2 separate regions of the Homo sapiens genome follow, and region 1 is linked to region 2. Evidence: read pairs that join two places in POLR2A ChIA-PET (ENCODE). Cell type or tissue: A673. All regions are shown on one strand. Links, peaks and the distances in the headings refer to the core of each region. The heading gives the core; the rest is flanking DNA.

Region 1 (16,072 bases), core at 4,545-12,544, 78 kb after region 2:
GATTTCACCATTCTCTCACCAAAATTTCACCATAAATTTGATGTTTATTCTTGCTTCAATTTTAGCAGAAGTCATATTGCTCTGATAGAAGCTCTTTTCAAACTGATGTCTTAGCCTTCTTAGTGTCCCAATGTAGATCCTCTTCAGATATTTTATAACAAGTTAGTATGAGTTTATTTTGGTGCAAAAACAACTTGAAATCCATGCATAATGTTTTCATAATATGCATTTTCCATGAACTTTTTGAAGGCCCTTGTATGATTTGCAAATATTTTCTCCCATTATATCGGCTGTACTTTCACTTTCTTGATAGTGTCCTTTGAAGCATGAAACTTTTAAATTTTGATTTATGTATTTATTTTAGTTTTAGTTATATTTTTTTGAGATGGAGTTTTGCTTTTGTTGCCTAGGCTGGAGTGCAATGGCGCAATCTCGGCTCACTGCAATCTCCACCTCCTGGGTTCAGGCGATTCTCCTGCTTCAGCCTCCTGAGTAGCTGGGATTACAGGCATGCGCCACCATACCGAGCTAATTTTTGTATTTTTAGTAGAGGTGGGGTTTCTCCATGTTGGTCAGGCTGGTCTCGAACTCCCGACCTGAAGTAATCTGCCCACCTCAGCCTCCCAAAGTGCTGGGATTATAGGCATGAGCCATTGCGCCCGGCCTATTTAATTTTTCTTTTGTGGTTTGCACTTTTGATGTCATGTCGTATTTAAAAAATCATTGCCTAATCCAAAGCAGAGAGATTAACTCCTATGTTTTCTTCTAAGAGTTTTATAGTTACCATTGTTTTAAATATAATTTATTTGATTATGTCTCCCTAATTTAATTTTTAATAATAGCTGGACTTAATAACCAGCACTCAAGATTCCTGAAAGTTTAAAAGTTGACTCTTGCAATCTGGTATAAGCCAGCTCTAGCACACCACTGAAGGTGTATTGTGCTGGGTGGGCCTGGAAGAAAGACAAACTAAACCTCTGACACTGGGACTGATAGGGACGAGGAAGAAGCTGCTAGTCACTCACCCATGAAGGTAGAGTTGCCCAGTGGAATCTAATCCTGATCTGAAAACTGATCTTCCTAAAAGAAACTAAAAAACTAATCTAAGGCTAATCCCATGTGGAATCTTAGGTGTGTTTCCAGAAACTGTAGTTAAGACACACCAGTTTGAATGGGATTCCTGAGGACTAACTCAGAAGACATGCTGAGGTATTGAGGTAGTGGTGGTGGCAGCATTAGATTAATACACTGTAGAACTCCCCAAGAATTTAGGTCACAGGGAACTAGATTCTAGCCTCAGAGAAAGAGCACTGGTAGGAAATTAATGTGGTACCATGCCCAAGTCATTAGATTGAGCTTAGAGCAAGGTCTTGTACTCTGTCACTGGAGAGATCACCAGTTTTTGCAGAGTATGAAAGCAAAGACACACGATACTAACTACTCTGGAATAGACCCACGTACTGTTGTGGAACACTGTAACTTCAAGGAGACACCAAGAATACCAGAAGGCAGATTCAGCAGGAATGGATTGAAGGATATCTAGTTCTGATGGAATAGCATTTGAGATACTCTGAATGGCCCCACTCCCAATACCTTCTCTCCTACTGGCCGCCTGAAAAAACCTCCAAGTACTGAATATACTATATAAATAATATGTTAAATGCTTTTATATAGCAGGCAAAACTGTAAGGAATCTATGGAAACAACAACAAAGAAAAAAAGAAAAGAAAAGACTCCTGAAAGGTAAATGATTTCTGAGGCACGTTTTCACCCTAAGGGTCAACCTAAGGGACCTTGAATTTACATTTTGAGAAATGGTATGCAGAGGATAACAGATCGGCCTATGGTGAGGAATCTAATAGGTGATCCCTGCATAGAGCTAAGTTTCTAATGGCAACACTCTCAGTATACAAGTGAGCAAGAAATATGTCTATCTAAAGAAGAAGACATTGAAAACTTGCCTCTCTCAACTTTTGCCCTGGGAGAAGAGGAAAAAAAATTCTCTGAGAATTCATAAACTCAACCAAGTGCTTATGTGGGTCTAAAGCCAGATTCAAGCTAGTGATGCATAGCGCTGCAAAATTTAGCAAATAAAAATAGAGCATCCGTAGTTAAACTTGAATTCAGATAAACAATGAATACTTTTTAGTATAAGTATGTCCCAAATATTGCACAAAAAATAATTTCTTGTTTATTTGAAATGTAAACATAACTGGATGCCCTGTATTCTATTTGGCAACCCTACCAATGTAGTATGAAACGCCAAGTAAGGAATTTAAGTTGTTCCAGGTTAATAGTGCCCCCTGGTGACACAAATAAAACGATATTCTTTTTGGAGGAATGCAACTTCAAACCAGGCTTCAAAGAATTTCCTCAGATAAAGATCGAATACAAGCTCACAATGAAAAAAAAAAAACACAAAACATATAAGAAATAAAGGTAATGTAAGTATGAACCAGAAAGAAAGCCAGAAAGGTTATTATAATAAAATATGCAAAGATTTCAGATATTAGAATGATCAAATATAGACTAGAAAATAATGTGGTTAGTATGTTTAAAGAAGTAAAAACCTGCAAACAGGAACAATAGACTAGAAAAAATTCAAGTAGATTTGAAAAAGAACCAAATGGATGGCCTAGGAATGAAAAATATAATACCTGAAGTTCAAAATTCAAAAGCTGGAGAAATAGCATATTAGACAAAGCTGAAGAAAGGATTAGTGAACTGGAGGAAACATTTAATGGGCTTGTTTAAAATTACGCTCAGAGAAACAAAGAGTTGGAAAATACAGTAGTCCCCCTTTATCTGAGGGGAATATGTTCTAAGACCCCCCAGTGGAAGCCTGAAACTGCAAATAGTACTAAATCTTACATATATAAGACTGTTTTTTCCTATACATATGTACCTATGATAAAGTTTAATTTATAAATTGGGCACAGTAAGAGATTAACACCAATAACTAAAAATAAAACAGAACAATTGTAACAATATACTATAATAAAAATTATGTGAATGTGGTCTTTCCCTCTCTTTCAAAATATCTTTTTTTTCTTGGTTTTTGAGACAGAATCTCACTCTGTTGCCCAGGCTGGAGTGCAGTGGCACAATCTGGGCTCACTGCAACTTCTGCCTCTAGGGTTCAAGTGATTCTCATGCCTCAGCCTCCCAAGTAGCTGGGATTATAGGCATATGCCACCACACCCAGCTAATTTTTGTGTTTTTGGTAGAGAAAAGATTTCACTATGTTGGCCAGGCTGGTCTTGAACTCCTTACCTCAAGTGATGCGCCTGCCTCAACCTCCCAAAGTGCTGGGATTACAGGTGTGAGCCATCACACCTCGCCTCTTTCAAAATATTAAGATATATTGTACTGTTCTGTGAGTAACTGAACATGGAAAGTGAAACCACAGAGAAGGGGGAACTATTGTATAGAGAGTCTAAAGGGAATTGAGGACAAAGTCAGACTTCGTAACATAATTAGAGTTCTGGAAGAAGGAAAGAAAAAGATTATGGGGAAATAGACAATAATAAAATAGCAAATGGGTGCTTTTTCTAAACTTTTGAGAGATACCAGTTTTCAGAATCAGGAAGCCCAATGTTTTCAAGCAGAATAAGTAAAATAAATTCATGCTTAGATTGCTAAAACTATAAAGCTCCAAAGATAAAGAGATGATTTTTAACAATTGTCAGAGAGAAGAGAGATTATAACAGCATATAATTCAGGGCAGTAGTCGAAGTTAAAATTTTTGAAGGTCCTTGTGTTATTTGGGGAGAAGGTAAAGACATTAACTTTAGATTTTTTTAAGTATGCCTGTTAATTATTTAGGATAACTCCTTTAAAACAATCAACATAGAGAATATCACTTCCAAATTAGAAGAGGAGAAAAAATGGAATGAAGGGGTTGCAGGGGGGACGCAATCAATCCAAAATAAGTCAAATACATTGGAGAGGGGTCAACAAACAAGAGCCCAGTAATTGTGGAGAGTACACCAGAGGCCAGGGTTGAGGGATATAAAGTGCTAAGCCCTCCAGACAGTGGAATGAAGCCAATGATGCGTTTCTTCCTTTTGTCCGATTACATCAAGGTCTTGGGGGCAAACACTTTGAGATTCAACCCTGGGATCTATGAAAGTCACATTTCCACAGAGAAAATGAGGCAAATATTGATTAAGAAAAAAGAGAAGGCTGGGAATGGTGGCTTACACCTGTAATCCCAGCACTTTGGGAGGCCGAGACGGGTGGATCACCTGAGATCAGGAGTTCGAGACCAGCCTGGCCAACATGGCAAAACTCTGTCTCTACTAAAACTATAAAAAATTAGCTAGGTGTGGTGCACACACTTGTAGTCCCAGCTACTCTGGAGGCCGAGACACGAGAATCCCTTGAACCCAGGAGGCAAAGGTTGCAGTGAGCCAAAATTGTGCCACTGCACTCCAGCCTGGGCAACAGAGCCAGACTGTGTCTCAAAAAAAAAAAAAAGAAAAAAGAAAAAAAAAAAGAAGTGTAGTTTCTTCAAGGCTTTGGTCAGGAAATTGCTAGAAAATCAATTAATTTTTTTAATTATCTGGAAATTTCCTGGATTTGCTACTTCACATTTTTAGCACAGATGAAATGAGGCCTCGGTGTGTGAACATGGATCAGTCAATTCATCATTTATTTTGGAAAAAAAATCAAATCTGTCCTATGTGCTAAGCAAAGTGTTAGACTCCCTTAAAGTGTTAACTATCTCGTAAGAGAATTATTTATAATGAAAGCTAAAATATTTTAATCACCCCAAAAGAGGTAAAAATAAAGCAGAGGAAGTTTTCAGAGTAGAAAGTATCCTTATTTGGTTGGAAAGATCAGATGAAGGGGATATATGAGATGGTCATAAAAGGAAAGACTGAAACTTTTCCTTCAGGTGATACAGAAGGCATTTTAGGTGAAGTGAGTATCATACACTACAATATAGTTGTTGGACATCGTTTTCAAAGATAGTTAGGGAACAAAAAATTATTAATTTGATCCATTTGAAAGATGTTAGAGAATAATTATCAATGAGAAAAAAAAAGTGTGTAGAAATGAATTGTGGCAGGCCTCAGATCCACAGCTGAAGAGCTCATACTTAATTTTACAGGAAACTGTAATAGTATGGGAGGCCTGCCTCTAAAGCTTTTCACAGATAGAAATCCGGCTTTCAAAGTGATACCCTTAACCACTTCGCCATGCTGCCCCTTGAACAAATGATGCCTATTTACAAGACACAGTGAGTTTTTGGGAATTTATTAGGCATTTGATAAATATTTGACCAATAGAAAAATGTCAGCACTGCTGATGATTTAGAAAACATCAAGTAAATAATAAACCCAGTGTAGTAAGGGCTTTGGGGAAGCAGATGCTTTTTATGCTACTTATTATTCTTAAAAAATACAATAAAATAAAATAAAGTAAAAAAATAAAAGTTTCAGGGCCCTGATGAGGTCTACTTGGTAAGTGGAGCGCCTGAGGAAGCCTGTAGCTTCAATCATGTATGGTAACCGGGTGGCTGAGCACCAATCTGGGTTGTGAGGAAATAGGGGAGAGGTATGCTGGGCCACATCCCAGCCTAACACGTGTGAGATTCCTTTTAGGAACTAACCTCATTAGCTACAAGGGTCATGCAGAGGCAGCAAAGCCTGGTGCGATGAGCTCAGCCTTCACTCATTCATGAACACCATCACTCTTTTATTCAAATCTGTATATGGCTTTTTTGCTTTTTTTTTTTTTGAGACAGAGTCTCACTCTGTCGCCAGGCTGGAGAGCAGTGGCGTGATCTCGGTTCACTACAACCTCCACCTCCTGGGTTCAACAATTCTCCTGCCTCAGCCTCCTGAGTAGCTGGGATTACAGGCATGTGCCACCATGCCAGGCAAATTTTTGTATTTTTAGTAGAGACGGGTTTTCACCATGTTGGCCAGGATGGTCTCGATCTCTGGACCTCATGATCCACCCACCTTGGCCTCCCAAAGTGCTGGGATTATAGGCATGAGCCACCGTGCCCAGCCAGCTTTTTTGTTTTAAAAGTTAAATCCATTCTAATTACCCAAGCAATGCATGAATTCATTATCCTTTTGAGAAACTAGGTTGTTATAAAGATACTGTCATTCAGCTACCAACCACTCCCCATTCCTGTCCCTTCCCCTCTTAATGGCTGTTATGTTTGTTATACTTCCATTTAGACTTTAATATTTTTACATACATATATGAACTCATTGGAAATAGTGTGTTTAATGCAAATGGTATATTGAATTGTTTAGCAATTTGTTTGCTTTGCTTAATGATGTTTTTGAGATCTGTGCATGTTAGTTAATGTAGATCAGTCCATCCTCTGTAATTGCTGTATAGATTGTCATCATATGACTACCATATTTTACCTACGCAAAAAAAAAACCAACAAAAATAAACAAACAAAAAACCCCCAAAACCCCATAAAATGGAACATTCCTCTTAATTTGATAAATTTACTTTTGGTATATGGATCAAGAAAATGATACAAATGAAAGAGAAAAAAATCCAAGGATATTTGTAAGTGGATTCTACTGGAAATGCTCAAGATTTGGGGACTGGTTAAACAAATGATTGCATATTAACACAATAAGGCATTATAATATAATACAAATTATTATATATATAAAATACCTATTTGAGAGAGATATTTGAAAGATATTAATTAAAAGTGGCATAGTATTATATATGGTTTATATATATATAAATTATGTCTATAAAATTTACTGTTACTCTGAAGTGATAAAAGAATGAAAAAAATCAGAGGACCTTGGGTAATTAATATTTTCTTTCTTTTTTTTTTTTTTGAAATAGAGTCTTACTCTGTCACTTGGGCTGGAGTGCCGTGGCTCAACCATAGTTCACTGCAGCCTCCACCTCCCTGGGCTCAGGAGATTCTCCCACCTCGGCCTCCTAAGTAGCTGGGACTACAGGTGCACACCACCACGCCTGGCTAATTTTTGCACTTTTTGTAGAGATGGGATTTGTCATGTTGCCCAGGCTGGTCTTGAACCCCTGGGCTCAAGGGATCCACTTGCCTTTGCCCCTCAAAGTGCTAGGATTACAGGCATGAGCCACCATGCCTGCCTTGTAGCTAATACTTTATAGTAAAGGAATTTTTGCAGTTTGGTTGGCTATAATTATTTTGTCTTTCACTATATTACTAGATCAATCAATAGACAATGAAGATATTTGCCGTTTGAAACCACACAATATTTAGACAAAGAGCTTTTAGTTGGACCATGTATTCAAATAGATGACCATCTGTAAGGAAATATTTTACTGTGTAAGGGAAAATAGACTCAAATTTCCTCCCACTCTGATTCTATTTCTCTCTAGTACTCTTAAAGTTTTACTACTTTTTCCACTTCTTGTATCTTCTAATTCTTACAATATTCAAAGAAAACCTCATAGTGTAATTGTCAATTATACTCTAATTGGAATGCAAATAAGATTAGCATTGCCAGTTAAGGCTTGTATGATGCCTGTTTTAAATATCAATTGCACAACTAAAAAACGAGGAATACTTATGCCAAATAAGCAATGAGATGACTAAGTTGAATAAGATGTAAAATCTGCTAGCCCAGATATTAATATCCTATTACTATAATCTATGTTAATATCTTCCTGAAAAAACAATTGTAACACACATTTTAGAATGAACAATGAGAAGTTTGAACATAAACTGCATCAATAATTTCCGGCACGTTAGGAAGATAATGAAACCAACAAATAGTAATATAGAGCCCTGATGACCCAGAAAGTGAAATTTGATATCGCTCTTAATATTTTCCTTTTAGTATTCAGAAAATCTTACCAGGGAATAACAACAACAAATCATCAATGAAGAATGGTCTATTGGAATGTATAATGATGGTTTATATGATGTATATGATACCAAAAATAGTCAGCAAAACACAGTTTCAAACTAAGAAATCTTGTGAAATAAACTATCAAAGAAGAAACTAATCCCTAGCACTAATCAAATTCAGGAAGCCTAATTAGAGCTGTTAAGCCTAATCTGCCAATCTGGCATTTGCTCAAAATGTGGTCAGGAACACTAACTACTTCAGTGTATAAAAATAGAGATTATCTCAAAATCCACAATATAAGACATCATTATCTTCTGAGTAAATAATACAAGCTAGAGTATACCTCGTAATAAGTAAATGATCTCTTTTATTTTAACTGAAGAAAAAGAATCAATGTTCTGGATGTAAATGTCCTCAACAGTGTTTATTTCTTATTCTTGGCCAGAAAAGAAGAAATGCATTAAGTATGTAATAATTCAGGCAGCTGACAAAATGTAAAAAAAAAAAATTCAGATTCTAATCGCAAAGATAGTGAAGGTCTTCCGTCTGCAGCCCTCTAATTTTCTAACTTTATATACCCTCTCTCGGTGACCTCATCCACATCCATAGTTTCAATGATCACTTGTACACCTATAACTTCCAAATTGCCAAGAGTCCTTCCTCAGTGTCTTCCTCTCCTCCCAGCAAATGACTTCACTTATTTCCATCAAGCAAATTGACATCTTTAGAAAGTAGTTCCCTTAATCACGACCCATCCAAATACTTACCAGGACCCATCTTTCCTTAACTTGCTTCCATCCTGTGTGAGATCACTGCCTTCATTTGAACAGACTCTATAGCTCTCACCCCCATTATTCAGTTTTGGTTTTTTTGGTTTTTTTTTTGACAGAATCTCACTTCATCACCCAGGCTGGTGTATAGTGGTGCGATCTCAGCTCACTACAACCTCTACTTCCTGGGTTCAAGCAATTCTCCTGCCTCAGCCTCTCAAGCAGCCAGGACTACAGGTGCGTGCCACCATGCCTGGTGGAGTTTTTAGTAGAGATGGGGTTTCACCATGTTGGTTAGGCTGGTCTCGAACTCCCGACTTTGAATGATCCACCCGCCTCGGCCTCCCAAAGTGCTGGGATTATAGGCATGAGCCACCGCGCCCAGCCAGTGTTTTTCCTTTTCTGTCTCTCTTTACTGGTTCCTTTTTAGGATTTAAATAGAATTTAGCTCAATGTCACTCCCACCTCTGAAGATCTAGTTAAAGGGACTCAAATTCTGATGGCATGTGAAAGTCTAGCCCCTCCCTAAGATTTCTGCCAATTCTTAGGGGTTTATAATCACAGGACTCTTTCAGCCTCTAGGCACAGGGGGTCCTCGTGTGCTCTGTGTTTCTCAGCCATCTCCTTGGTTTCCAGAACAAAATCATTCACAACTAAGAGTGGTGAACTTAATTATTGACTTTATTGAAGGTATGTGAGATCCAGGGAAGGATCCCACTCCTCAGCACACACTGTCCGCCATCCTGCTCACTCCGCTCTCACCCCTCTCTCCATTCTTCCACTCCTCATCCTCTTTGTTCTGGGCTTCTCTGGGAATACCCAATTCACTCTGCTTCTAATGTTCTGGCATCAGCCAACTCTTTCTCTTTCTCCACATTATCAATTGCTGAGTTTCACTTACTATTGTCTTGCAAACTCTTAACTCTATCACTTTTATTTCATTTCTAGGCCAACACTGTTGTTTAGATTTCTGTCCCTTATACTTGGATTATTGTAGTATGGCAGTGAACTAACTGGGCTTGGGGCTTTGATTCTCTGTCCCCTCCAATAAATCCTGCACAGACCTGAAAGATGTGTCTTTCCAGAGTTATCCTTCATCATGTCAGTTCCAAGGTCAGAGTTCTTGAACAAATTCCAATTCTGATGTAATAAAGTCCCATTTGCCTAGCCTGGCATTTAAGACTTTCCATAATCTGGTCCCAACCAAATTTTCCAGCCTTGTCTCCCAGTCCTCCGTCACTCAAACCAGCCAAACTGGTAGACCCACTCTCTTTAGCATCTACCTGCACAGTCCTGTCTTCACAACCCTGGAATGTATTGTGCCCTTAATCCACTCATTTTCAAATCTGGTCTTAAATACTACCTCCCCTTCCAAGCCCTTCCTGGCTCTCTAACTGAGGGGTTTCCTGGGATATGGGACGTTCAGTGCTAAAACTGAACAGTCCTGGGCAAACCAGGACAGCTGGTCACTCTGCCTGTGATATATTCAGCAAAAGTCCTGAGGGAGAACAGGGAGGCAGTGCTTTCTCGTGGTTGCCTACTGTGGAAATTCAAAATTTTTGTGGCAGAATTGGCTACAGAAAACTCAAATGAGGGAAAAGGAAGGTGAATGAGAACACTTGTTCCACCTAATAATAGGCCCAGGCTGAGACCTTAATAAACTAACTGACTTCCTTTCTTCCTTCCTTCCTTCCTTCCTTCCTTCCTTCCTTCCTTCCTTCCTTCCTTCTTTAGTTCCTTCCTTCCTTTCTTCTTTCCCTCCCTCCCTCCTTCCCTCCCTCCCTCCCTCTCTCTCTTTCTTTCTTCTTTCCTTCTTTCTTTTGAATTAAGAAGAGCAAGGATGAATAAAAAGGTGCATTTCAAGTAAAGGAGTTTTTAATAAGGATCTAAGTGGGTGGGAAACGTACAGATCTTAGGAGTGAGAGGAAAATCTAGATAGGTAAACAACATTTTCCTTTTACTGTTACTTTGGAAATAACCAGAATCAGAGCTGGTCACTATTAGGAAAAATAAATGAACACCAAAAGTTGAGGCCAAACTTTCTGGAGGATTTTCATGCCAAGTTGAAATTCAAGATGAGTTATAAAAGTTTGGTACAACAACAGCCGATTAAGCAGTCAGGGAATTGTGTTAGAGATTTGTAACATGCACATGTTATATTGTTTGAGAACATTAAGATCTGTTATAGAAGAAAACTGAAATTAATGAACTAAGATGTGTTACACATAGATAACTGGTTAGTAAGTAAAGTATGTATGTATATGTTAAATGTAGATGCATGTTAAAAGGGATGGAATGATAAAGAAATGCCTAATAATCATGAGTCATTGCATATATATGAGGCCCCTGTGGCCAGATGTACTTGTCCTTGCATCCTTCCAATACAGCAAGTGGCTTAGGCAGCCTTAAATATATGGAACCCTTTGTTCAAACCTGAATTCTGGTCCTTGTAACCACACCACCAGCAGGGAAGGCTAATGAAGCAGCAGAGGGAGACAAGATGGATGAATATGGAGTTCCTCAGGATTCAGGTAGTGTGGCCCATTCATGCCACGAACATCCAATCCTAAGTATATTAATGTATGCTGCTTGTTTCCCCCTTTTCTCGCTATGTGTTTTAAGTTGATTTAATAAACTGTTGATGTGAACAGTTTAATTTGGTCTTGAAGTCTTTCATTTCCATGATCTCTGTGATAGCTTGTCTGGCAGTGGACTTGGAGGCTATGTGGCATTAGGATAATTTTCTACATGACATGATTTTAGAAAAATGTTCTGTCTGCCATGAAGGTGTCCTCTCTCCAATTGGCATTGTGTTATTAAATAAGTAGTCACTTTAATAAATAAGTTATATTTCTGGACAAATTTGAGGCTTGAGATCATTTATAATAATTTATCTTGGTAAACACATTTATGGCTTATTTTTGGTTGCTCAGATTATTTACATGTGACAATACTGTAATTGAATATGCTGGCTGTCTTTTCTTTCTTGCTTACTTTTTTCTTTTTCCTTTTATTGAAAATAGGCAGGGTACCAAGAATTACTAATTACAATATTCCTTCATTTCATGGGTAATGCTTGAGGAATGAATTAGCGATGCAAATGTTGAGTCGATATCCACAAATGTAACAAGTTTATGATGCTAGAAGTAAATGTCCACAGGTATTATTAGATTTATGAGCAGGCAAAAACAACAGCCAAAAGGCCTTCAAACCTCCAAAATCTCCATCCTTGGCTTCCATTAGAGTTGACTCTTTAAGATTAGGTTCAATCTCTAGAAAGTTCATTAAATAACTAACTCAATAAACATTTATTTAGAAACTCCTGCATACTAGACTTTGGATGGAGACTATAAAATCCCTGCCCTCATGGAGAAGCAGGGGAAAGAAGCAGCATACATTAATATACTTAGAATTAAATGCTCGTGGCGTGAATGGGCCACACTACCTGAATCCTAGGGAACTCCATATTCATGCGTCTTGTCTCCCTCTGCTGCTCCATTAGCCTTCCCTGCTCATGGTGTGGTTACAAGGACCAGAACTGAGGTTTGAACAAAGAGAAATCGGAGTAATTTAATGGCTAAGTGGCTGCCTGCATATCAGGTGTACAGAGTGTTTTCCTGCCATTATTTTTGCCAAAATAATTCACTGGGACTTAGTACATGAGCATAGTTTAGTTTGTGAGATTGACTGATGAAAAGTATGACCTGAGAAAAAGAGACAGGGCAGGTAGATTTGTGGGGAAAATAGACCTGGAAGTTCTTTTGTTTCATTTTGCTTTGTTTTTTTTTTGTTTTTTTGAGACAGAGTCTGGCTCTGTCTCCCAGGCTGGAGTGCAGTGGCGCGATCTCGGCTCACTGTAACCTCTGCCTCCTGGATGCAAGCGATTTTCCTGCCTTAGCCTCCTGAGTAGCTGGGATTACAGGCATATGCTACCATGACCGGTTAATTTTTTTGTATTTTTAGTAGAGATGTTGGCCAGGCTGGTCTCTAACTCCTGACCTCAAGTCATCTGCCCACCTTGGCCTCCCAAAGTGCTGGGATTACATGCCTAAGCCACTGCATCTGGTCCCAGACCTTGAAGTCCTTGACCATAGGTTGTATGTCATGATGGCACTTGGACATTTGATTTCTTTAGAGAAAAAGTCCCTATCTCATAAGATACAACCAAATAAGTTCAGAAGTAAAGAAGTAGAAGCCACTATAAACAATCCATAGAGGAAAGGAAACATTTAAATGAAAGGGAATGAAAGGAAAACATTTAAATCATTAGAGCAAAGAAATAAAACCACTAAGGAAAATTAATACATAAGACTACATACAAATTTTCAAATTCTGCACATTATAAACTTCTATATACGAATTAAAATACAAATAACAAACTAGGGGAAATGTTTTCAGTATATATGACAAAGTATTTAAAGTAATCGATTTTCATTCTACCAGAAAGACATGCACACATATATATTCATTGCAGCACTATTCACAATAGCAAAGACATAGAATCACCCTAAATGCCCATCAACAGTAGACTGCATAAAGAAAATATAGTACCTATACACCATGGAATACTATGCAACCATAATAAAGAATGAAATCATGTCCTTTGCAGGAATATGGATGGAGCTGGAGGCCATTATCCTTAGCAAACTAACACAGGAACAGAAAACCAAATACTGCATGTTCTCACTTGTAAGTGGGAGCTAAATAATGAGAACAAGTGGACACAAAGAAGGAAACAACAGACACTGGGGACTATTTGAGTGTGGAGGGTGGACGCAGGGAGAGGATCGGAAAAAGTAACTAGCCTCCTATCAAGGTGGCAAAATTATATGTACACCAAGCTCCCGTGACATGCGTTTACCTATATAAAAACCTGCACATGTACCCCTGAACCTAAAATAAAAGTTAAAAATATAATAAAATAATGGATTTTATAAAGTAGTAGAAAAAGGTAAACGATTTAGAAGAAAAATAAGCAGAAGCTTTTTATAAAGAGAGGTGTGCAAGTGGTTACGAAACACATGAAATAATATGCAGATTTATTAATAATAAAAGAAATAAGAGGTAAAATAACAGCCATTTGAACATTGTAAATAGAAAATGAGGGTTAGTGGGATGGATAATAAACTTTCATGAACTGCTTATAAGCATATAGATTTGCATGAAGTTTTTGGTGGATAATTTGGCAACACATTTCAAAAGGCTTGTAATAATTTAGAATCTATTACCTATCACACCTCCTTCTGGGAATTTATTTTAAATAAATAATTTAAGGCTGGGTGTGGTGGCTCACATCTGTAAATCCCAGAGCTTTGGGAGGCCAAGGCAGGCGGATCCCCTGAGGTCAGAAGTTTGAGATCAGCCTGGCTAACATGGCGAAACCCCATCTCTACTAAGAATACAAAATTAGCCAGGCGTGGTGGCGTGTGCCTGTAATCCCAGCTACTCAGGAAGCTGAGGCAGGAGACTCATTTGAACCCAGGAGATGGAGGTTGCAGTGAGCTGAGATCATGCCATTGCACTCCAACCTGGGCAAAAAGAGTGAAACTCCATCTCAAAAAAAAAAAAAAAAGGAAATAATTAAAAAATTTAAACTAATTACAGAAAAATGTACTTATCATAGAATTATTTTTAACACAGAAAAACTGAGATGAATTTAAATGAGGTTGAACAATGACATTGGCAATTGGTCAAATACATTATGATATATTTATATAAGGATATAATATGCATGATTGAGCTGGGTGCGGTGGCTCACGCCTGTAATCCCAGCACTTTGGGAGGCCGAGGTGGGTGGATCACTTGAGGTCAGGAGTTCGGGACCAGCCTAGCCAACATGGTGAAATTTGGTCTCTACTAAAAATACAAAAATTAGCCAGGTGTGGTGTCAGGTGACTGTAGTCCCAGCTACCAGGGAGGCTGAGGCAGGAGAATTGCTTGAACCCGAGAGGCGGAAGTTGCAGTGAGCCAAGATCATGCCACTGCACTCTAGCCTGGGTGACAGAGCAAGACTCTGTCAAAAAAAAAAAAAAATGCATGATTGAAAGAATAATATAAAATATAGAAGAATGCTTAATGACATGAGAAATTAGTCACAATATCTTGTAAAAGACAAAAGTAGCTTATGATGCCATAATGTGACATGATTTCATTTTTATAAAATATATGCTGCAGGAGTATGTGTTTATATGTGTATGTATATCTATGTCTAAAAAGATACAATTATAGATAATTTTACATTTTATTCCATAAGTTTTTCTGAATTTAAAAATATCATAAAACAACATGTTACTTACATAAAATTTTAGATTTGTAGTTAGAAATATTTAAAATAATTTAAAATGTTGCATTCTGTTATTAAATATTATCAGGCCCTTCAACTGTGTCTGACTACTGAAATAAGTCTATTATTAAATAGGTGTAGTGCTTTCTTAAAAATATTATACTCAAACATTAATTGAAAAGCTTACATGTTAAACACATATTCTTCTTCCAGCAAAATGAAATGTCACCCCGAGTTACCTTGGGTCACCAAGGGTCCCAGTTAGCTTTGTACTGATATTTGGCCGTGTCTTGTAGAACTGCATGATGTCATCCTTTTTTGTAACCATTTGCAACTTTAGTTTCTATGGGGACCAAGGAACATCCTAGGGCAAGAATTAAAACAGAGTCAATTGTTTTGGTAGAAATTCACTAGGTCAGGACCGTATCACAGAAGAGAAATGAGGGACCTGAAGAGAGAACTCACCATAAAGAAAGGAGTCGGGCAGGGTGAATGAGTCAATTTAGTAGTAGTTCCTGAAAGTCAGAAATGGGTCATGTTTCAGGAACAGTGTGGCAATCTGAACCTGAACACTTCCCATCCAATTATTTCAGCAATCATTGTACCTTGCCCTCTGGGGGAAATGGGGCAGTGTCTGTAAAGAAACTTGCTGTATCTCAAGGAATTCTGTAATTCTTATAGGTCCCAAAAATCTTCTGTGATGCAGCTCAACCTGCTCTACTCTTAGCAGAGTGTAATGTGTAGGGAGAAGTTGTTCTTTTCTCTTTTTTTGAGATGGAGTTTCACTCTTGTTGCCCAGGCACAATCTTGGCTCACTGCACCTCTGCAACCTCTGCCTCCTGAGTTCGAGCGATTCTCTGCTCCAGCCTCCTGAGTAGCTGGAATTACAGGCATGTGCCGCCACGCCTGGCTAATTTTGTATTGTTAGTAGAGACAGGGTTTTGCCATGTTGGTCAGGCTGGTATCAAACTCCTGACCTCAGGTTGTCCACCCGCTTCGGCCTTCCAAAGTGCTGGGATTACAAGCGTGAGCCACTGTGCCCAGCTGACCTTGTTCTTTTCATTTGCAAGAGATGTCACCATGAAGACTGGGAGAATCCACTGTGGCCAGGTGAATTAGCAGGCAGCTGATGTGCGCGAGGGCAGAGGACTTTCCGGAGTCAAGATTGGACAAATGGAACTCAG
Region 2 (16,072 bases), core at 4,896-12,895:
GTAATTTCAAAAACTGACTTAAAGGATGATTATAATCTTCCAGAGCTAACATTCTGTTATTTGGTGTAGGAACCAGGTAGGCAAAGTGAAAGGAGGAAGGAATTCCAGGTACAGTTTATGGAATGTTGTAAAATTCTCAAAAATATATAGCTGTATAGAAGTCAGGAAACGATCCCCTAGCTACAGCATAAGATCCAATGGGGGAAAAGGGAGGAGAAAACATGAACTGCTCATTTTTACCTCCACCATAGGTAGAAAGGAGCTACTAGAGGTTACTGAGCAAGAGAGTGGCATAATAAAACAATAATAGCATCTTAAAGAGCAGAAGACGGATGTAATAAAAAAACAGCATAAAGAGTAGAATAAACTGGGAAAAGGAAGAGTAAGAGGATGAAAACCAAGGAGAAATCAAACGAATGGGATTCAATGATTCTGGGACAATGGGATGGGAATGGCAACCACAGTTCTTGCCTCAAGTTTTTAAACTAATTAGAAGCATTAGCTTAGAAAAGTCCCCTAAAGTCTCTAGGTCTCAATTCCTTCATAAAATAACTTTTATCTCCTCCAACTATGATTCTAAGATTCTGATACAATTTATCTGGATTGAGGCCCAGGTTTTTTTTAAGATCCCCAAATGTTTCTATTGTACAAGCCAGGGTTGAATACCATTGCCTAAACAAAGGAGAAAAAAACAGTTATGGGTTAACTAATAGGACATCTGAGAATAGGCCAGAAGTGATGAGACAGAATTCTAGGGCACAGCCAGGATAAGCGTACTTATGCACAGACTGAAACAAGGCCATCTTTTCCACTGAGAGGGGCAGGAAAGAGGTATGGTTGGGTAAGTCGCTCTTAGGTTGCAAAGCAGAAGTTGTGAGCTGATCTCCTCCACCTTCTCCATTGAAGAATCTGTCTCAAATTCAACTATAAGCCAATTCACATTACGATTAGCACTTCAGAAATTTCTGTACAATAAAAATATTGCCAAAGGCAGCTAATGTATTTGCTTATTCCAAAACAAGCAAACTATTAAACAATCTGAACTTTATTACAACTTTCATTTCATTTACCGGTTTTCATCATTCCACAAGCATCTACAGAACGCTAAGCTTAGTATATGCCGATCATTGGGAATACATGAATAAATTAGGGCTGCTGCCCTGGAAAAATTTATATAAGCGGAGAAAACTGACATTTTAAGGATTTCAAAATCCAACCTGGTAAGTGCCACAAAAGACAGAGGTATTAACGCTACTTGTGGGAGTTAGAAAAGACTTAGAAAAGCTGACATATGAGCTGTGCCTTAGATGATATGACTCACTTACACAGGGCCCAGGGTTTGAAAAAAAGTGGCTCTAAAGCATATAAATGCTTATAAAATGCTTTAAGAAAATAAAACTGAAAAAATTAGTCTCAGCTATAATTATGGTAATTTTTTTTTCAAAAATGTTATTCATCTTTATACTTTGAAAACCTAAAATTTTTTTTTTTTTTTTTTTTTAAGATGAAGTCTCACTCTGTTGCACAGGCTGGTGTGCACTGGTGCAACCTTGGCTCACTGCAACCTCCACTTCCTGGGCTCAAGCGATTCTCCTGCCTCAGCCTCCAGAGTAGCTGGGACAACAGGCATGCGTCACCACGCCTGACTAGTTTTTCTCATTTTTGTAGTGACAGGGTTTCACCATCTTGGCCAAGCTGGTCTCAAACTCTTGAGCTCAAGTGATTTGCACAGCTCAGCCTCCAAAACTGCTAGGATTACAGGCATGAGCCATCGCACCCAGCCCTAAAAACCTAAAACATTTAAGGATTATATTCAAGGTGGAAAAAATCTGCAAAAATTTACAGTAGACATTTCAGAAAAGAGAGATTTATCAAGCATTATGTCCTTTAAAAATGTTTCTTGTGTATATACATACAAAAATACACATAAACAGTATCAATAAACACGTATGTGGATCTTCATTTTTATATTTCTTTTTATTTTTAATGTATTTCAGCTTGATTTGTTTTGAAGGCCAGGTACCTTCAAAATAAAAAAGAAATATAAGCAATTTAAGCAATATAATAAAATTTTAAGCAATTTATCATAGTTATTCCCTATTCAATGCCTTAAATCCTTCATACAGTGATGCAGAAAATAACTACTTCTCTAAAAATATATACTGATATTTCTCATTTAAGAAACACCAAGCCTGTAGAGTCTTATATGGGACAATCCAGTGCAGATTTTAATTGTACTTATTCACAATTCATTAATATCATGAATGAGACAGAAATGATGAATCAAATTATTCTAGTTGCTATCACCATCTGGAAAATTCATAGAATAACTTTATTTACTAGATATAACAGTATTCACAGTTAAAGCAATTTCACACATTTTTTAAATGCTGGTTCTTTAAAAATAAGTAATGGTCTACTTATAGTTATAAAAATAATCTTGTAAAGTTATTTCACAAATCAACCATGCCTCCTAACACTGAAAAGGAATACTTTTAACTAAAATACAGTATAACCTTTTATTTACTCCAAAATGTAAGTCACTGGTAAATAAACACAGAATTCCATAATACTTCTTTCATTCTTAGAGAAGAAATGGTTTTTCAAGGCACAGCATTTTGTTTTTATTAATATGGTATGCAGCTGTATTATTTGTACTGCTGCCCAACATTCAGTAAGTGTTCAAAGTATTTCAAACTGGCAATTCGTATTTAATGCCTAACAAAAGAGTCATGATAGTGACTACTGGGAGCATAAGGATAAAACTGAGCCACATTTATTCTGGGGAAAAAACTTACAAAACTGAAAAGAGTGACCATTTTCCACATTAAACTCTACATTAAGAAAAGAAAAGTCAATTTACAAAACCAACATTTTTTTTTAAGTGTCAGACAGTGACTTCCCAGAGGCTTAGAAACATGATATAAGTATTATGTTATTCCATTAGAAAACGGTTCTTCACAAATTCAGTTATACATTTAAACTCTCGATGAAACCTCATCTGTTTACCCAAACCAGAGGAAATAAAGCTGTCTGCAGGAAACAAGACAGCAGCTTATTGATCCAGCATTACAAGGTTGACCTTCTCTCAACAGAATGTTTAGCTATGTTATGTTGGAATAAAAGGCAAAGGTTAGGACGCAAACCCCTTCTCACTTCCTCTGGGTATGGACTTTGTAACTGTAAAATACGTGGGAACTCCTACATTTCCAAATTTCCAATCCTTTAATCCATGGCCCAGGAAACTATCAGAATAGGAAGAAAGTAATGAAGATGCTGTTTAACACAAAATTTAACAACACGCAAACCCTTGAAATATTTTGTTCCAAAAATAACCAAATAGCGAAACAGTTTTATAGGTAGTAAAAGATCACAGACCAGAGGCCTTAGAGATCATCTAACTTTACCCTGTTTTTCCATTTGCTGAATTAGGGCCTCAGTATCAAGGTTTCACCGTGCTCTGTAGCACTTTCCTATAATGTAAATGCTTTCTGTGCCACGGTCAATGGAGATTTGATGTTATTCCCCAAAAGAAATATTATTGCCTTTAAATAAACATACTCCTTGCTTCCAAGGCCTGACAAGGTTGTGTCAAAAGGATACAGGAGCCAGTTTGAAGAGGATGGCCAAAGTTGGGACAATCTGAACATCAAAAAGAATGCCTGTAATTGACTGAAACACTGAATATATAAAAATCCTTAAGTCAAAAATGATACTCAAAAAGAGAAACACAACCAAAAAAAAAAAACTTGAGGTAACTATTATACCAAGAGCTTATTCTGAAATTTGATAAAGGGGAAAATTAAGTATTTATCCTGCATTTCAAATAAAAGGCTGTATTTCACAGTAATCAAATAGCCCACATTAATGAGGGAAAGCTATTTTGCTCAGAAAATTGCAACCTAATGAAATTGAAGAAATAATAAAACTTAAAAATTCCATTTTAGGGTATAGAGTGTTAACGTTGCAAGAGTTCTAGAGACTGGTTGCACAACAATGTGAATGGGTTTACCCCTACTAAACTATATACTTAAAAATGGCCAAGATGGTGGCCGGGTGCAGTGGCTCACACCTGCAATTCCAGCACTTTGGGTGGCCAAGGCAGGCAGATCACCTGAGGCCAGGGATTCGAGACCAGCCTGGCCAACATGGCGAAACCCCATCTCTACTAAAAATACAATGAATTAGTCAGGCGTGGAGGTGCGCACCTGTAATCCCAGCTGCTTGGGAGGCTGAGGCATGAGAATCGCTTGAAACCAGAAGGCAGAGGTTGCAGTGAGCCGGGATTGCGCCACTGCACTCCAGCCTGGGCAACAGAACGAGACTCTGTCTCCACATAAAAAAGGCTAAAATGGTTAATTTTAGGTATGTGTATTTTACCACAATTCTTTAAAAATCCCATTTTATCACCATTTTGCTATTCCCAAAGAGATAACTGATTCAGGTAAAATCACCAATGGATACTAACACTATTATGTCAAAGACGTCAAGGAACTAACTATTTGTATGGTACCAACATCTCACTCCTCCCAGATTATATGCCAGTATCAAAGGGAAAACTATAATTTTACAACAGGGAGATCTGTCATCACCTTACTCAATCTTAGCTTCACTAATAGTGAGATAACTGCATTATGTGGTGCCTGATATGAAGCAATGTAAACCATACAAAATTGGCTATGAAAATACCCTTACCAAAAATGTTTGTTCTGAATCTAATCAAGAATTTAGATCTAAATTCTACTTACAGAAAATACAGAGTTTAGACGAATGAATTAAATACCCTCACATAGAAACAATTAAGCCAACCAAGAAAAACAAAGATTCTCCAAGACCTGTAACATCTTGCATCTCTCCAACAGTTCACCGTCATGAAAAGGGAATGAAAAAGGAAGGAGAAGAACTATTTTAGATTGTAAGTGACTTAAGTGACATAACCATAATTAAATGCAATCCTTGGCAGGATCCCAGTTTGCCAAACACACTATACAAGACATCACGGGAATGACTGGAGAGACTTTAACATAGCACAGATATTAGAAAATATTAGAGAACTACTGTCAACTGATATAATAGTGTGCTGGTTAAACGGGAAACTGTCCATGTTTTTTACAAATACATAACAAAAAAGTTAGGGCTGAAATGTGATGTTTCATAATTTAAATTACTTCAGGAAAAAACATATGGGAAAAAGTTAATGTAAGGAAATAATGTATCTAGGCAATAATCACCGATGGCTGTTAAAAACCATTAGGCAAAAAAGCTTAATGGGAAATCAAGCTTTTCCCATCAGACTGATGGATGGATCAGTCCAGCTAGAAACACCTGAGCTCACTGATCAATCTTCATGCCAAAAAGAAAACTAATCCTATATTGTATCACTTGATAGGAAGCAGTAAGAAATATACACTGATAACTAGGAAGGATTCTATACTCCTAACTCCCAATTAATCTTGAATCTGAGTAAGCCCCAGATCTACTACCAATTTATAGGAAATTCAGAAGGGAGAAACATACTAAACAGCACCACAGGCAGGGATGCAATCAACAAATTCCAGAATGTGGGAAACTCTATAGAGCAAACAATAGAGTTTCAACAAATCAATTGAATATAGAAAAAACAACACAGTTTCAACAAATAAACTGAAAGAAAAAGAAGAGAAACAAAGTACATATTAAGATACTGTGTTCAAGAGACATATAAACCAAACATAATATAGATCTTATCTGGATTCTAACTTTAACTATAGAAGCATTTATGAAACAACTGGATAAATATGAACACACATTGAATATTTGATAATTTAAGAAAGTAAGTTTTTTAGATGTAACAACAGTATTGTGGTTTTCATTTTGTTTAATGCTTACTCATCACAGACCTATTTTAAAAAGAGTGAATGAAGTGATAAACTGTGCTTTAAGACAATCCAGCATGGAATGGGGAACATGGGTTTGGAAGGTCCACAGATGAAAACTGGCCATATGGGAGTAATTAGTTGGAAGGCGGGTACGTGGGGATTCATTATTCTACTCTATGTTTGCATACACCTCCATTATAAAAAGTATTTTTTTAAAAAGAAACTCAGTAAGAATGCAGGGAATGACCCCTAATCCCAGCATCTTCACCTCATCATAGAATCTTCATCTAATACCTAGCAAAATGAGTACCAGCCAAAAGACCTTAAAATAAAAACTAGCAAAAGATTTACTAGCATTAACAAAAGAAAGAAAAAGATGTAAAACCTACACTACAAGCCTGATACAACAAATGAAATAATAAAGAAGATTCCAGTGAATAGCAGTGTGACTTCATCCCCATCTCTTAATGCACTAAACATTAGGGGAAAAACAAGGTGGTGAGGAAATGGATGGTATTATTCTGCCCTCTTTATTTATACATAGAAAAATTTCCACAATAAGTAGTAAAAACAAATGATTACAAAATCCTTCAAAGGATCACTATAGAACACATTTATTTAATTTCCCACATAAATTGGTTGCTTTCTGATTTCACATCTTCTCACTTTTATCCTTCTACTTCTAACTGTCAAGGAAGAAGAGGGGGAAAAAAAGAGTCACTAAGGATACTTGCTTACTGGGTAAGAAATCTAACTAGCAAAACCAAAAAGTTTCCATCATTGTGCTAGAAAAATCAAGACTGATTTTACTGTAAAATGTCTCACTTGAACGGAAAACCTGGTTTGTGGTACATGGAAATTACTAAGACAGCTGCTTTCTCCCTTTCTTTTTTGGAAATGAAGCTGGAGTAGAAATTCTTGTGTAATCTGTATTTGGATGTGGTGTTTGCAGAGGATTATTATCTTCCCAAATTTCTAAGTGGTTCCATCTGTTTTTATGGGGAATTTGGCTTAGGCTGATTTTAAAAATGAAGAACCAAGTAAGAAATCCGAGGCTGGGCAAGGTGGCTCAGGCCTGTAATCCCAACAGTTTGAGAGGCCGAGGCAGGCAGATTACTTGAGGTCAGGAGTTCAAGACCAGCCTGGTAAACATGGCAAAACCCTGTCTCTACTAAGAATACAAAAAAATTAGCTGGGTGTAGTGGCACACTCCTGTAATTCCAGCTACTTAGGAGGCTGAGGCAGCAGAATCGCTTGAACCCGGGATGCAGAGGTTGCAGTGAGCCAAAATCTCGCCGCTGCACTCCAGCCTGGGTGACAGAGTAAGACTCTGTCTTAAAAAATAAAGATAAATAAATAAATAAATAAATCCAAACATCCTTACATTTAGTATTTAGGTATACTCTTTGAGTGGTTTTAAGAAATAACAAAACCAATGAAGTATTAACAACAACAAAAAAAACTGAACCAGAAGATGATGAAAAGCCTCTGCATGTACTACCAATTCATAGGATGAAGGCACAGGTTAAACTACATAGGGATGGAATCAGAAAAACAGAAATTGCAGGAAGGATATAGGACAACCCAATTTCTTCAACAACAACAAAAATTGCAAGGAAATATAAAAGAAAGAAAGGGACAGAACCAATAGATTAAAGAGATTTGAAGAGACCTATCACAATCGCAATGTATGTACCTAACTTGGATCCTGATTCAAATAAGAGACTATGAAAGAAACAAAGACAAATGGAAATCTGAACACAGTGAATATGTGATGACATTAAGGATTTGCTGTTAATTTATTTAGTTATTATAATGGTATTCTAAAGAGTCTCATCTTTTATAGATACGTAGTGAAGTATATGTAGATGGAATGATGACATGCCTGGGAATTGCTTCCAAATAATATAGTAAGAAGTGAAGTGAATAGAGAGACAGATAAAAGAAAGCCAGCCATGAGCTGACAGATGTTAAAGCTGAATGGTGGGAAAGGAACGGGGAATCAATATGCTATTCAGTTTAGTTTTGTATATATTTAAAACTTTCTAAATAATGCTTTTTTTTTTTTTTTTTTTTGAGACAGGGTCTCACTCTGCTGTCCAGGTTGGAGTGCAGTAGTGAAATCACCACTCACTGCAGCCTTGACCTCCTGAGCTCAGGAGATTCTCCCACCTTAGCCTCCCAAGTAGCTGGGACCACAGGCACTGGTCACCATGCCTAACTAAGTTTACTTTGTATTTTTTGTAGAGATGGAGTTTCACCATGTTGCCCCGGCTGGTCTCAAACTCCTGGGCCGAAGTGATCCTCTGGCATCAGCCTCCCAAAGCGCTGGGATCACAGGCATGAGCCACAGCACCCAGCCAATAATGCTTTTTTGTTTAAAAAAAAATTGAAATAATGGAAATGGAAGTAAGTTAATAATGGAAATACAGTTAGCATACAAAATTCTTAAAACTTTTTAATTTAAAAATTAATTTCTAAAACAATTGAGACATTTTTGACAAAAAAGTAGAATCGTGGTAAACAAAATTCAGAATCTTTTTCATCTTCAAATAACTTTAATCATCTTAAAATTTCAGCAAGTCATAAAATGGGAATCATAAAATCTTTAGCTTGGAAGATACCCCGGTGGTCACAAAGCTCCATCTCCCACCCAGTGAATCTTCCTCCCACCTTCCAACAGCCTGTTGCCTGGGTCCTTCAAGCCTTGGGAAAGCACTCCATTCCAAGGCAGCCCCATTCCATCATCAGCCTTCTCCAACTGTTAAAAAGTTCCTCTGCTACCAGGCAGAAAACTTCCCTTCTCCAAATTTCTTAGTTTTATCCATGGAAAAAGAATTTTTCAAGTTGCAGTGACAGTCCACTGGTGAGTTGTGAAATTAAGTTTGTGGACTATTGACTGGAATTTTATTATTATTAAGTAGAAAAGAAAATCTCAGAGCACAATACACAGTAAGGTTAAGAACTAATTTGTGAAACTTGTTTCTGTTATTCATACATATATATACATATACACACATCCATACTGAATAAAGGGTCAAGATGTAAAATATATTTCTTCCAGCAGATTTTGTCAAAAACAAAATCAGAAAGGCAGTGCTCAAACACCAGCTCTCAACAAGTTGCCCCCCAGTAAGTTTTATCCCTTCAGTTATTTCTACGGCTAGTTCTTCAGGTGCTATAGTTTCTCCTCATCTCAACATCCCAGTAACCCTTCATGGACATGGTTTCCACTCGTCTTTATTGAACAAATATCTATTAGTGCATACTATGTACCCCTTAAAATGAGGTATCTAAATATTCTAAGTCAATGCAAAATAATCCATTACAGCCCACATTTTACACAAAATATTTCATATTTAAATATTCATTTAATATGAATATTTAATATTTAAATATTCATTTAAAAATGATGAGATGCTGGCAGAGATTCTTCTAAGTCACTGAAATGCAGAACTCAAGAGAAAGACTTAGCCTGGAGAGAGATATGAGTTAACAGATTAAAATAGGTAAAGTCTTGGGTGATAAAAATTAGGGCTACGAATCAAAGGCTAAGGACAGAACCCTGGGAAACAGGAAAATTGAAAGGATAGTCAGAGGAAAAGAAGTCTGCAAAGAACAGAAGGAAAAGGAGAACAAAGAGCCAAAACATGTCAGGAGAGACTCAAAGACTTTCAATGACATCCCAACAAATTTCATGTTATTTATTTCAGCCCATTTTGTAGCTAATAAGACAATCTAGGAACAGCTTACTCGGTTTCCCTATAAACTTCTGTGAAATCTGTATATCTGATAAGCAATCCTTGTTTGTTACCATTAAAAATCACTGGCAAAAATATCTTGCATAGGAGATGACCAAGGTTAAAATTTCAGTAACAAAAACCACAAGAGATTTTTTCCAAAGTTGTTTATAAAGATATAAAGATACCATGAAAACTTTATCAAATGTTTTGCCAAGATCTACGCCTATATTTTTCTTTCTCTCTTTTTTTTTTTTTTTTGAGATAGTGTGTGACTCTGTCACCAAGGCTGGAGTGCAGTGGCAAGATCATAGCTCACTGTAGCCTCCATCTCTGGAGTTCAAGGGATCCTCCCGCCTCAGTCTCCGAAGCTAATTTTTTTTTTTTTTTTTTTTTTAGTAGAGACATGGTTTCACTATGTTGCCCAGGCCAGTCTCAACCTCCTGACTGAAGCAATCCTCCTGCCTCAGCCTCCCAAAGTGCTAGGATTACAGATACGAGCCACTATGCCCTGGCTCTTTCCTTCTTAAAGAAAGGACACTTTAAATCACTTTCTCCACACACAGAGATGAATGAGCAACAGACATATAAGTTAGGATTTATTTCAGGGTACCTGAACCACCTAAGAGAAAACAGACACACAAAGCAACATCACTTGACCACCGTCACACTTAACTAATGAGTGTACTGGGACTTGAGGCTAGAACAATTGTCTTTCTATCCTCTGCTCCTTTCAGAAACAAAAGGGAAAAAACAGTATTAAATACCTCATTTGTTGAAATTCCGGTCACTACAGATTCAGGATAAACACCTACAAAAGTCTATACTCAGCAGTACTGACCAACAATAGCCCAATATTCCAATAACACACCTGCCATTTCAAGGTACTCAAGTGGAGACAAATTTTCACCTTTCGATGCTACTGTGAACGACAGGCTTCAACAGCTCCTTTTTAACCTGTCAACATTCCAGATAGACTCAACATTCCATTTCTTTTTTAAGGGGGAAGAAGGAAGATGGTAAGGTGGAGGTTATCACCTTATCCTCTACGTGCTTCCATTTTCCCGCTTCCCCTTTATAACTAAAGCTGGTAAAGGAACATGAGTAGAATCTCATCAGTGCTTTCTAGTTTCTGCATGAAAACTATCCCCTAATGATTAAATTATACCCTAATGCAATAGTGTAGTATTGGCTCTGATTCAAGATAGTTACCCGTGGGGAGGGGAATGCAAATAGGATCGGGGTTTGACGTCGTTTACATATTCTTAGGGATAATATAAGACAGTAGTTATGGCTATAGGCTCTGGAACTAGACAGCCTGGGTTCAAACCGCTGCTCCACCATTAATTGGCTGAGTGACCCTGAGCAAGTTACTTCAAACTGCAGTGCCTCAGTTTTCTTATAGGATACTTAGGATAATAGTACCTACCACAAAGAGTTACTACAAGAATTAAATAAATAAATAAATGTAAAAGTGCTTATAGATAACCAGCATGGTGGCACACACCTCTAGTCCCAGGTACTCAGGAAACTGAGACAGAAGGATCACTTGAGCCCAGGAGTTCAAGGCTGTAGTATGCAATGATCACATCTGTGAGTACCCAGTGTACTCCGGCCCAGACAACACAGCAAGACCCCATCTCTAAAAAAAATATTTAAAAATAAAAGTGCCTATAGAACAGTGTCTGACATATATTAAGTACTCAAAACATGGTGCTTATTGTTATCAATATTTTATAATTCAATGTCTTTGCAAGGAAATTATATTAAATAATTACATCTTAATTGAAAGTACAAATTAATATATAAAATAAACTATCTCCAACATAAAAATCCTGCCTGTTATTTAGGAAAAGCACTTCGACCATTAAGTGATTGTCAGCTACAGCTATAATGCCAACAATTTACACAACGATTTCTAAATTAGTGTATCATCAATGTTTAAGGCATGTACCTTCCCCTCGATACTGCCAGACAGAACCATATACAAACAGGTTGCTTTGATTTTTATAACTGTATAGTCCCATTAAAATTCAGTCAGCTAAAAAAGAATATTTTGCTTGGTCTAGTTCCAACATATTGCCTCTAAACTACGTTAGGCAAAAGAAGGGAAGAAAGAAGGCAGGGTGGGAGGAAGAAAAGAAAAAAGAAAAATCGGCTGGGCGCGGTGGCTCATGCCTGTAATCCCAGCACTTGGGAGGCCAAGGCAGGTGGATCACGAGGTCAGGAGTTCAAAATCAGCCTGGCCAAGATGGTGAAACCCTGTCTCTACTAAAAATACAAAAATAAGCCAGGCATAGTGGCGGGTACATGTAATCCCAGCTACTCAGGAGGCTGAGGCAGAGAACTGCTTGAATCTGTGGGGCAGAGGTTGCAGTGAGCCGAGATCGCGCCACTGTACCTCAGGCCTGGGCGACAGAGCAAGACTCTGTCTCAAAAAAAAAAAAAAAAAAAGAAAAAAAGAAAAGAAAAATCTAAAAACAATAAAATCTAACATAAACATAAGCAGGATTCATAGGAAAAAAAATTATACAACATCAACTTTAACATTACCTTGAGAACATACTAGAATTTGAATATCAGTTCAGATTTGGTTTAGAAATTGTTGGGGTTTTTGTTGTATTTTTTGTTTTATGTTCCTTGTTTTTAGCACTGGTTAAAGCATTCTCTATGTCCACAATGCTACATTTAGGTGAAACTGCTTTTACTGACTAAAACAATATTCAGATATTTATTCCAAAAACATCACAACAGTATGTCACAAATGATCTATTTTCTGTTATTCCACAAAATCCGTAATAAATATGAGCTTTATTTGGGAGACCAAGAAGTACATGCCAAGAAAAGGGGAGCAGGGGAATCTCACTTATTCACAAATAAAATTATATGATGTCTGGAGTTTGCTTCAAAATAAAGATGAGAGTGGGTCAGGGAGTCAAAGGGAAATACAGATGAAACAAGACTGGTCATGTGACTGGTAACTGTTGAAGCCAGGCGAGGATACGCGAGGTTCATTATACTACTATTCTCTACTTCTGAATATATTGAAAATTTTCCATAGTAAAAAGTTTAAAAAAGAAGAACACTTTTCTGTAACTGATAATGGTACATTCTTTCTTCCAAAAACACTTCGATAATCAGATACTACATGGCTTTAAAAAAACCTAACCAAACATGGCTTTAAAAAACCTAACCAGAAAAAAAAAAGTCCTTAAAAAAATGCCACATTATCCTTCACTGCTATTATGTGTTCTACACAGAGCAAGTAACACATAAATCATAGATCTATAGACTATTCTAGAATCTACCCTCTTTCGATTTAAGCTTGCAGCACTGAAGATGAAGGTAAAATGACCTCAATTGGTAGGAGCCACATCTGCACCACATATGCAGCCCACATCCACAGCTCTTCATTGCAGAGCTGCAAAAGTTTAGAATATCTTCAACGTACCTTTATTTTCCTCCTGTTTTCGGGCAGAGGGAGGTGGGGGAAGACGAATGTATTCACATTCCCATATGTGTATAATTTAAAACAGACAATCTTGGCATTAAGGAAATTAAGATGTAGGCTTTACTGATGTTGATTTCAATGGCCAAGATCCAGAAACAGTTCTAGTTACAAGTTCATGGATAAATTTGATTTCTTTGCAGTGGACAGACCCAACTCAGTACTTGACATTCTGACCTTTCCCATACACAACTTTCACCCACTTTATTAAGGAAAAAAAGTTTTCCTTTTTCTCTTTAAGAGAAGTGGATTAAAGAAAATTTTCCAAAGAAGATGTTCATTTAGTAGCTTTTCTACCAGAGTGTAGACACTTAGTAGCTTTTCTACCAGAGTCTAGAAGCAACTAAACAGAGTACTGGGAAACAGTAAAAGATTATCATAATAAAAATGGTCCCCAAAAGCGAAGGCTGAATATGAACCATTGTCTAGCGTATAACCACTGCCACATTTGCTTTTCAAATACTTGTGGAGGCATTTGGCATCATTTTCCAATAATCCCATAGGACTTTTACTTGTTTTTTCAGTAGTATTTCAAAATGTTGACACATTTATTGAACTATTTTTGGAAGACTGAGCTCTGTCTACCTTCAGGGCTCAAGACACAAATATATAAAAGCTACAGGACATCTCTTTAGCTACAAAACTTGGCAGACTTCCTGAGTTTTCCAAGAAAACTTCAACTGGCAAAAGTGCACAGTATAGAGGGAACAACTCTGGACACAAGAGACCTTGGCTGTGCCTGAAGCTCCATTAGTAACTGCTCCAGGACTTTGGTTAAGTTTAAACTCTTCGCTCTTCTTACTTGTCAGACCCGTGGTACAAAATTGTTTTAAAAATCAAATGGGGACCGGGTGCGGTGGCTCACACCTGTAATCCCAGCACTTTGGGAGGTCAAGGAGGGCAGATCACCTGAGGTCAGGAGTTTGAGACCAGCCTGGCCAACATGGCAAAACCCCATCTCTACTAAAAACACAAAAATTAGCTGGGCGTGGTGGCGGGCACCTGTAATCTCAGCTACTCAGGAGGCTAAGGCAGGAAAATCGCTTGAACCCGGGAGGCAGAGGTTGCAGTGAGCCAAGATTGCGCCATTGCACCCCAGCCTGGGCAACAGAGCGAGACTCTGTCTCCAAAAAAAAATGAAAGACTCAAATCATTTAGTATACCAACATACTCTGGGGAAATACTTTCCTTATTTATTCCCTGCAACATCTTCTATATTAATGCATAATAGATTTGAATGTCTAAATCTCTAAAACCCACTGGGCAACCAACTTAACTAACACTGATCACATAACAGGCATTAGATCATCCTGTCATTTCCTCAGACCTCACAGTCACTACTGACTCACTACAATATTCAGAACCTTCCTTTTTGTTTTACCATCCCTAAAACCCACACTCGAAAATCCCTAACATCCATACCTTCACATTAATGTAAATCCCTAATTATGTCCCACCTAGTAATGAAATTTTCACCCTTACAATATTTAACAGAACCTGCATATGTTCAAAACTTACTCTAATCCCCAAATCATATTCAAACAATATTCTTTTATTTATTTAATAGAGATGGGGTTTCCCCATGTTGCCCAGGCTGGTCTTGAATTCCTGAGCTTAAATGATCTGTCCGCCTTGGCCTCCCAAAGTGCTGGGATTACAGGCATGAGCCATCGTGCCTGGTCCAAAGAATATTCAAGTATATGTGTGACAACAATATGTCTGTCTAAAGACAGACAAACCAAGATACTCAATAAATCTAAACTAATGCTGTCACCTCTGATACATAACAAAAACAAATTTGGTGAGTATGTATTGTTAAGTCTAGTTCAAGTATATAATATTTCTAAGAGTTTATAATGAACTCCTTGAAAGACCACAGGAAAAAAATATAATACATTTACTGAACTTTTCCTAGGAAGTAGCTTCTTGACCAATAACATATCAGTCATCCACTCCCAGGCACCCTAGATGTTCACTCAATCACCTGACTTTTCTACCTCCCTCTATATAAATGAAGTTCAACCCAGCAGCTGGCATGGGGAAACAAGTATAATTTTATTATGGCTGCAGTCCTTACCAAATGTGAGTACCGTGGCAATCTTGTGGAATTTTGTTTTTAATCAATTTAAATTCCAAAATCCAATATATTTAACATGAGCTAATTTCTGTTTCCTCCCACAACCACACTAAAATGAAGTGAGAAAAGTTTTCTTACAAGGAACAAATTCACAAAAGTAAAGCAAAAAAAAAAAAAACACACACACACACACACACAACAGCAACAATGGGAGGGGTCAGGCCAGCAGATATGTCAACAAAATTTTAGAAGATGGAAAGCAGATGTACAAAGTAACTGACTTAGCAGAGCAGAGGAAGCAGAAAACTGTTACTGTTTTGGTGGGGGGCCTACGAGAAACAAGTTGATTGTTGGAAAAGCCCTGAGAGCCTGAAGAATTGGAGGTTCCAGATATCTTTGAGGACTGAGGTGAGAGAAAGAGCATCCTTCAAATGGCTTCAAAAGATGCCTTCAAAATTTGAAGGGAAGGTAATCACTAACAGAATTCTATATACAACCAAACTATAAGAGCAACCAAACTGAGAGTGGAGAAAGACATTTTAAGACATGCAAGCCTCAAGAAACTCACCTGCCATTTACACTTTTTTGGGCAAATACTAGAAGTCTTCATTAAGGAAATTAGGATGTAGCCTGTGCTGTGTTGATTTTTTTTTTCTTTTTTTTTTTGAGACGGAGTCTTACTCTGTCACCCAGGCTGGAGTGCAGTGGCATGATCTCGGCTCACTGCAACCTCCACCTCCTGGGTTCAAGCAATTCTCCTGCCTCAGCCTGCCAAGTAGCTGGGACTACAGGCGCCCACCACCACACCCAGCTGATTTTTATATTTTTAGTACAGATGGGGTTTTGCCATGTTGGCCAGGCTGGTCTCAAACTCCTGACCTCAGGCAAT

The links. ChIA-PET counts read pairs that join two places held together with the same protein. Peaks named below come from ENCODE experiments on the same cell type or tissue, not always from the same donor. Only the 100,000 strongest peaks of a DNase experiment are listed, where the experiment ranks them.
Region 1: POLR2A ChIA-PET joins it to region 2 with 8 read pairs; 3 of 35 experiments call an interaction of 5 or more read pairs at or near these places.

The regions. Positions count from the first base shown.
Region 1 is chr6:131,114,662-131,130,733 of GRCh38, forward strand. LOC102723445 (a long non-coding RNA gene) reads right to left here and starts at 15,700. Exons shown (of 4, transcript XR_428022.3): 1 at 15,354-15,700; 2 at 15,076-15,252. It also overlaps a transcript of AKAP7 not described here. In A673, for the core only: no CTCF peak of the experiment used is centred there; DNase peaks (open chromatin) are centred at 7,570, 8,060, 10,190, 11,000 and 2 weaker places; H3K4me3 peaks cover 1,126 bases; H3K27ac peaks cover 5,768 bases.
Region 2 is chr6:131,036,106-131,052,177 of GRCh38, forward strand. The region is part of intron 1 of EPB41L2 (erythrocyte membrane protein band 4.1 like 2); the gene reads right to left. Among named protein-coding and RNA genes, the nearest start is that of EPB41L2, 19 kb to the right of the region's middle. In A673, for the core only: no CTCF peak of the experiment used is centred there; no DNase peak of the experiment used is centred there.